Linked DNA regions of Homo sapiens: region 1 is linked to region 2. Evidence: read pairs that join two places in POLR2A ChIA-PET (ENCODE). Cell type or tissue: GM12878. All regions are shown on one strand. Links, peaks and the distances in the headings refer to the core of each region. The heading gives the core; the rest is flanking DNA.

The links. Peaks named below come from ENCODE experiments on the same cell type or tissue, not always from the same donor. Only the 100,000 strongest peaks of a DNase experiment are listed, where the experiment ranks them.
Region 1: POLR2A ChIA-PET joins it to region 2 with 9 read pairs; 3 of 35 experiments call an interaction of 5 or more read pairs at or near these places.

Annotation. Positions count from the first base shown.
Region 1 is chr1:230,036,100-230,039,020 of GRCh38, forward strand. No RefSeq gene overlaps it. Among named protein-coding and RNA genes, the nearest start is that of GALNT2, 30 kb to the right of the region's middle. In GM12878, for the core only: no CTCF peak of the experiment used is centred there; a DNase peak (open chromatin) is centred at 1,387.
Region 2 is chr1:230,108,939-230,111,859 of GRCh38, forward strand. The region is part of intron 1 of GALNT2 (polypeptide N-acetylgalactosaminyltransferase 2); the gene reads left to right. Among named protein-coding and RNA genes, the nearest start is that of GALNT2, 43 kb to the left of the region's middle. RefSeq lists enhancers at 870-929, 1,560-1,619, 1,630-1,709, 2,747-2,921. In GM12878, for the core only: CTCF peaks have their summits at 1,124 and 1,642; a DNase peak (open chromatin) is centred at 1,283; H3K27ac peaks cover 1,820 bases.

The DNA.
Region 1 (2,921 bases), core at 183-2,682, 73 kb before region 2:
CGTACTGTCACCCAGGCTGGAGTGCAGTGGCGTGATCTTGCCTCCCAAGTTCGAGCAATTCTCCTTCCTTAGCCTCCCTAGTAGCTGGGACCACAGGCGTGCACCACCACACCTGACTAAATTTTCTTTTCTTTTTTTTTGTATTTTTAGTAGAGAGGGGTTTCACCATGTTGGCCAGGCTGGTCTGGAACTCCTGACCTCAGGTGATCCACCCACCTCGGCCTCCCAAAGTGTTGAAATTACAGGCATGAGCTACCACGCCTGGCCCAAATTTGGGGAGTTTTCAGCCATTATTTCTTCAAATATTCTTTCTGCCCATTTCTCTCTATCCTCTCCTTATCTGACTCTCATTGTGAGTATCTTGATAATTTTGATTGAATCCCACAGGTCTCCAAGGCCTACCGTTACTGTGGGCCATTTTGTTGTTGTTGTTGTTGTTGTTTTCAAGGTTATTGCAGACATGGCTAGACGGGATGGGAATAGGGAAAGTTAAAACATCACAAAGCTCAATGTTCTTACTGAGATTCAGATGTTTTTCTTGATTGCTATTGAGATGAAGCAAGGACCCCCTCTTAGGGGCCTGGGAGCCCCCTCACCTCCACCCCCCTCAAGCATGGAAATTAAGGAAAATCTTGAGTTCCTTTAAGGGAAATTCCAGGTACCTAGCTAGCCTTGAAAAGTAAATAATAACTTGATAAGCAAGAAAATGATAGTAGCTTGAAAACAATAGCCAAAGAAGTTAGAATCCAGAGATGTTTGGTTCCCTGTGGAAACTAAAGCTAACATCTTAACGTGTGTCTGTTGAGTTGCTTTTCAGAAACCTAGACCCCCACCAAATAGTTCCACTGGCACATGGACCTCAGATGAGAGGAAACCAAGGACTGAACTCTGACCTCTGCTGTTTGTTCTAAATTTCTTCAGGAGGGGCCTGGAGGGAGTCACACCCACAAGCCAGTTAACATTCTTTACTGCTGATTCCAAATTTTTGGACAAAGCTTTGCTTTCTTAACCAATTGCAAATCAGAAAACCTTTGTATCTGTCTATGACCTGTAAGTCCCCACTTCAAGATATCCTGCCCTTTTTGGCCAAAACCAATGTATAACCTCTATGTATTGATTTACAAATTTGCCTGTGACTTTGCTATCCTGAAATCTACCCCTGCCTTTAAAAACTGTCACCTGCAAGCCGTAGAGGAGGTCAGGATTTGAGCACTAGCTGCCTGGTTCTCCTTGCTTGGCACTGTGCAAATAAATGCCTTCCTTTCTACCACTGCAAAACCTCAGTGTGCATATCTGGTTTTGCTGCACTGAGGAAATGGATCCCAGTTTGGTTCTATAACACTACAAGCTTTTGGTTAACTTCCAGAACTGAAAAAGTTGTTCTGACAAATTTTGTCAGCACAGACAACCCCTGATATATAATGGTTCAACTTAAGATTTTTCAGTTTTACAGTGGTGTGAAAGCAATACGCATTCAGTAGAAACCACACGTGGAGTACCCAAGTAACCATTCTGTTTTTCATTTTCAGTACACTCTTCAACAAATTACATGAAATATTCAACACTTTATTATAAAATAGGCTTTGTCTTAGATGATTTTGCCCAACTGTAGGCTACTATAAGTGTTCTGAGCATGTTTAAGGTAGGTTAGGCTAAGCTATGATGTTTGGTAGGTTAGGTGTGTTAAATGCATTTTTGACTTACATTTTCAACTTACAATGGATTTATCAGGACGTAACCCCATCATAAGTCAAGCAGTCATCTCATTGTCCTGGAGGAAAGAATTTTCAGAGGCGCTTACTCTGCCATTCTGGCTGACATCCTGTCCCTTTGATCTATATGTCTATCTCTACACAAATACCTTTCCTGAATATTGCATAGCAAATCTTAAATTAGATAGTGTAAGTATTCCAACTTGGTTCTTATTTTTCAAAATTGTTTTGTCTATTCTAGGTTATTTGCATTTCCATGAAAATTTTAGGAATGGCTTGCTATTCTAGGCCAGGTGCAGTGGCTCATGCCTATAATCCCAGCTCAAGACCAGAATGATATAGTGAGACCTCATCTCCACAAAAAAAGAAAAAGAAAGAAGAAGGAAGGAAGGAAGGAAGGAAGGAAGGAAGGAAGGAAAGAAAGAAAGAAAGAAAGAAAGAAAGAAAGAAAGAAAGAAGGAAGGAAGGAAAGAAGGAAAGAGAAAGAAAAGAGAGAGAGAAAGAGAGAGAGAAAGAAAGAGAGAAAGGAAGAAAGAAAGAAGAAAAAGAAAGAAAGAAAGAAAGAAAGAAAGAAAGAAAGAAAGAAAGAAAGAAAAGAAAAGAAAAGAAAAGAAAGAGAACAAGGGTTTGCTATTCTAAATGTCTACCCAGGGAATCTGCTGGGATTGTGATTCTTGTGATTCAGATTCTACAAATAAATTTGGCAAGAAATGACATCAAAAACTACTGAGTCTTCCAACCTATGAAATATCTCTTCATTTGTTGACATCATCTTTAATTTTTCTCAGCACTCTTTTGTATGAAATAGTTTTCAGTGTACAGGTCATGTACATATTTTGTGAAATATATCACAATATTTTGTTCTTTTGATGCAATTGTAAATATATTGTATATATTTTATATGTATATATTTATATGTATATATTTTAATCTAATTTTCGAATTGTTCATTGCTAGTAGATAAAAATGCAACTCATTTTTATATATTGGCATTGCTAAGCTCACCTATTCTGCTACCATTTTTGTAAATTCATTACTATTTTATACATATATAATCATGTCACATCATTTGTGAATATAATCAGTTTTATTTTTCACTTTTACATTTATGCATATGACTTCTTTTTCTGGTCTTATTTCACTGATGAAGACCTCTGGTACAAAATGAAATAGAAAGGGCAAAAGCAAATATCCCTCCCTTGCTCCAGA
Region 2 (2,921 bases), core at 119-2,618:
GAATTGTTAAGTCGAGCCATGGTAAGTTGGAGACCATCTGAATAACAGGATGAGATGTAGAGCAGGATATATATGTTAGAAACAAAGTTTCGCGAACAGTGCAAACGTTTTCTAGATGGACTATCCTACTCTTCTCTATCTCATTAAACACTTTGCTGGCAGCAACTCACTGAGTTGAATTCCCGCTCCACCAGTAGCCTCCCCTGGGCGTTGGAAGGCTCTGCCCTCTGATGGGGGTCTCCCTGGGAGCTGCGGCTGCGGACCCCCGTAGATGGGATGCAGCTGCCCAGTGTGGTCCTTGCCTTTGCAGGTGAGCGGGTGCAGGGAGGTGCGGGGTGGGGTGGCGGCTGCAGCAGTGGTGGTTGGGGGCCCTGCAGGCTCCCTCGGGGTGTAGCAGGGACATGGTGTGGTGGTTAACAGGAGTAGGCCACTCATGTGGGACGTCAGGACTAGTGCCACAAAGGCAGCCCTGTCACACGAACAGGTTCTTGGGGGACAGAGGTCTGTCTGGGACTGGCTAATGACCTGGAAAGACTGGAGAGGCACCATTGTCCACCACCAGATGTATGGCTGCAGGGTAGGAGTAGACTTAAGAAGGAACACTGTTGGCTGGGCGCAGTGGCTCACGCATGTAATCCCAGCACTTCGGGAGGCCGAGGCAGGTGGATCACCTGAGGTCAGAAGTTCAAGAACAGCCTGGTCAACATGGTGAAACCCCATCTCTACTAAATATACAAAAATTAGCTGGGCGTGGTGGCAGGTGCCTGTAATCCCAGCTACTCTGGAGGCTGAGGCAGAAGAATCACTTGAACCTGGGAGGCGGAGGTCGCAGTGAGTTGAGAGATCACGCCATTGCCCTCCAGCCTGGGCAACAAGAGCGAAACTTCGTCTCCAAAAAAAAAAAAAAGAAGGAACACTGTTAGGGAGGCAGTCAGTGAGCCTCAAGTCAGAAAGACAAACAAGCTCATTTTATGCATTTGCTAACATTTGACCTCTTCTGGGACGCGTAGGTCTCTCAAGTTCTGTTTCTGTTTCCTGTCACGCAGATCAGAGATGTGAAACAGACCTGGTGTACACCCGTCTGGGGTAGCACTGGGAGCCACGGCGTCCTGGCAGAGCAGGTGTGCCTCCCACAGGCTGATGCAGCCGTTCTCTGTGCAGAGGCTGAGCCATCCTAGGAGCAGCTGTGGGGTGAAAGTGTCCTTCCTTAAACTTAGTGCTCCTGCTCATTCTCTCAGTATGGCTAATAGCTCATTTAAATATACTATGGTGGTTTTTAATTTTTGTGACTCATTCCCTCCCCTCCTCACCTGTGTTTTTCCTGTGTGTCAGGGACATTTTAGGGGGACCAAAAGGATCTCTGTCTCTGCTCTGTGCTTGCTCTGAGGTTGAATAGAGAATGTTCAGGGCTGTTCTTATTTGAGTCACTGGAGCTGTTGTGAGCTCTGACGGCCTGGGAGCCCCACTACTGTCACATGAGGACAGGGCGTGGGGTGGCTCAAGCATGGCCGCTTGGGGTTGGGTCCTAGTGCTGTCATGTTGGAGGTGTCTGACCTTTGCACTAAGTTTCCCCACTTACACTAAATGGGGATAATCAAAGCTTTGTGTGGGGATTAAGTGAGTTAATGTAACCAGAACACTTAGAATGGTGTGCTGCATACAGTGATAATGCAGAACTACTCACTGCTGCTGGAGTGCGCTGTTATATTCTTTATTAGGTCCTCAGACTTTTTCTATGCCTAAGCCTTGAGGGTCTCTCTCAGCTGTGCTTTTCTGTTTTTTTTTTTTTTGTCTTCAATAGATTTTTCTAGGGTCTTTTCTGGTAAAAAGAGACTGGGAATGCAAATACATTGAGCATGAGTTGAGAGGAGTTTGGACATCAGCCTGACCGTGGAAAACTGGGGAGGCGTGGAGTATATAGTTTCCTCTGGGTGGGTTACTGACAGACCATGGGAGTTCTGGGGAAAATGTATGCTCTTCTCTTTAAGTACAAGCCACCATTGCCAGGCAGAAGCTGATAAAGTAATTAGAATTGTTGTTCATACCTGACTTGCAGGAATGTGTGTGCGTGTGTCTGCATGCGTGTGTACGTATATATACTGTGCATGCATATTTGTGTGTGTGTACATACATATGTACACACTGCATGTGTCTGCATTTATGTACATATGGGCATGTGGCATGGGCATATGGCACATGCGTATCTGTGCATGCACACATGTACACAGCACACATGCACACATGCAGTGCATAGTATGCCTGCATGTACATGTGCGTACCATGCATGCATGTACCTACACGTGTGCATACTAATTTGTGCACACGTGCACACTGCAATGTGTACTTACATGCAAGCCTACGATATGTGTTTGCAGGCACATACATGTTCACACACTGCCCATGCACATTTGCATACACATGTGTGCATGGAACATATGCAGTACAACACAAGTGTGTTTGCATACATGTACAAACACACATGTGTATTTACCTACATTTCAAGGTGAACCCTCCCCAGAAGGCTCTGCTCAATGAGACTCTGAAAGTGTTCAAAAGCATGGTCTGAGAAAGCATCCCTCCTTCAGGGCATGTACCCAAGTAGTCTTTCTCTTGCTGGCTGAAATCATCAGGGATTGTTTCCAAGTTTTAACTTCTGATTTTCACTCTTTTAAATCCCAGAGCCGATACTTGAACAGAAGTAAGTTTGCTGTTACACCTCTCACTTTGATTAGCTTGTTGCGTTAAATTAATTGTCAGATTGCCTGAAACCAAAGCTTCTTAAAATGAACACTGGTTCACTCGGGAAATTTTTGCAAGATCAAAAATGGAAGACTGTGTCACTGATGAAAGGGAGAGATAGCCAGAATACAAAATCTAGAGCTTTGGACCTGAAATCTGGCTGCAAGATGGTTTTTTCCTGT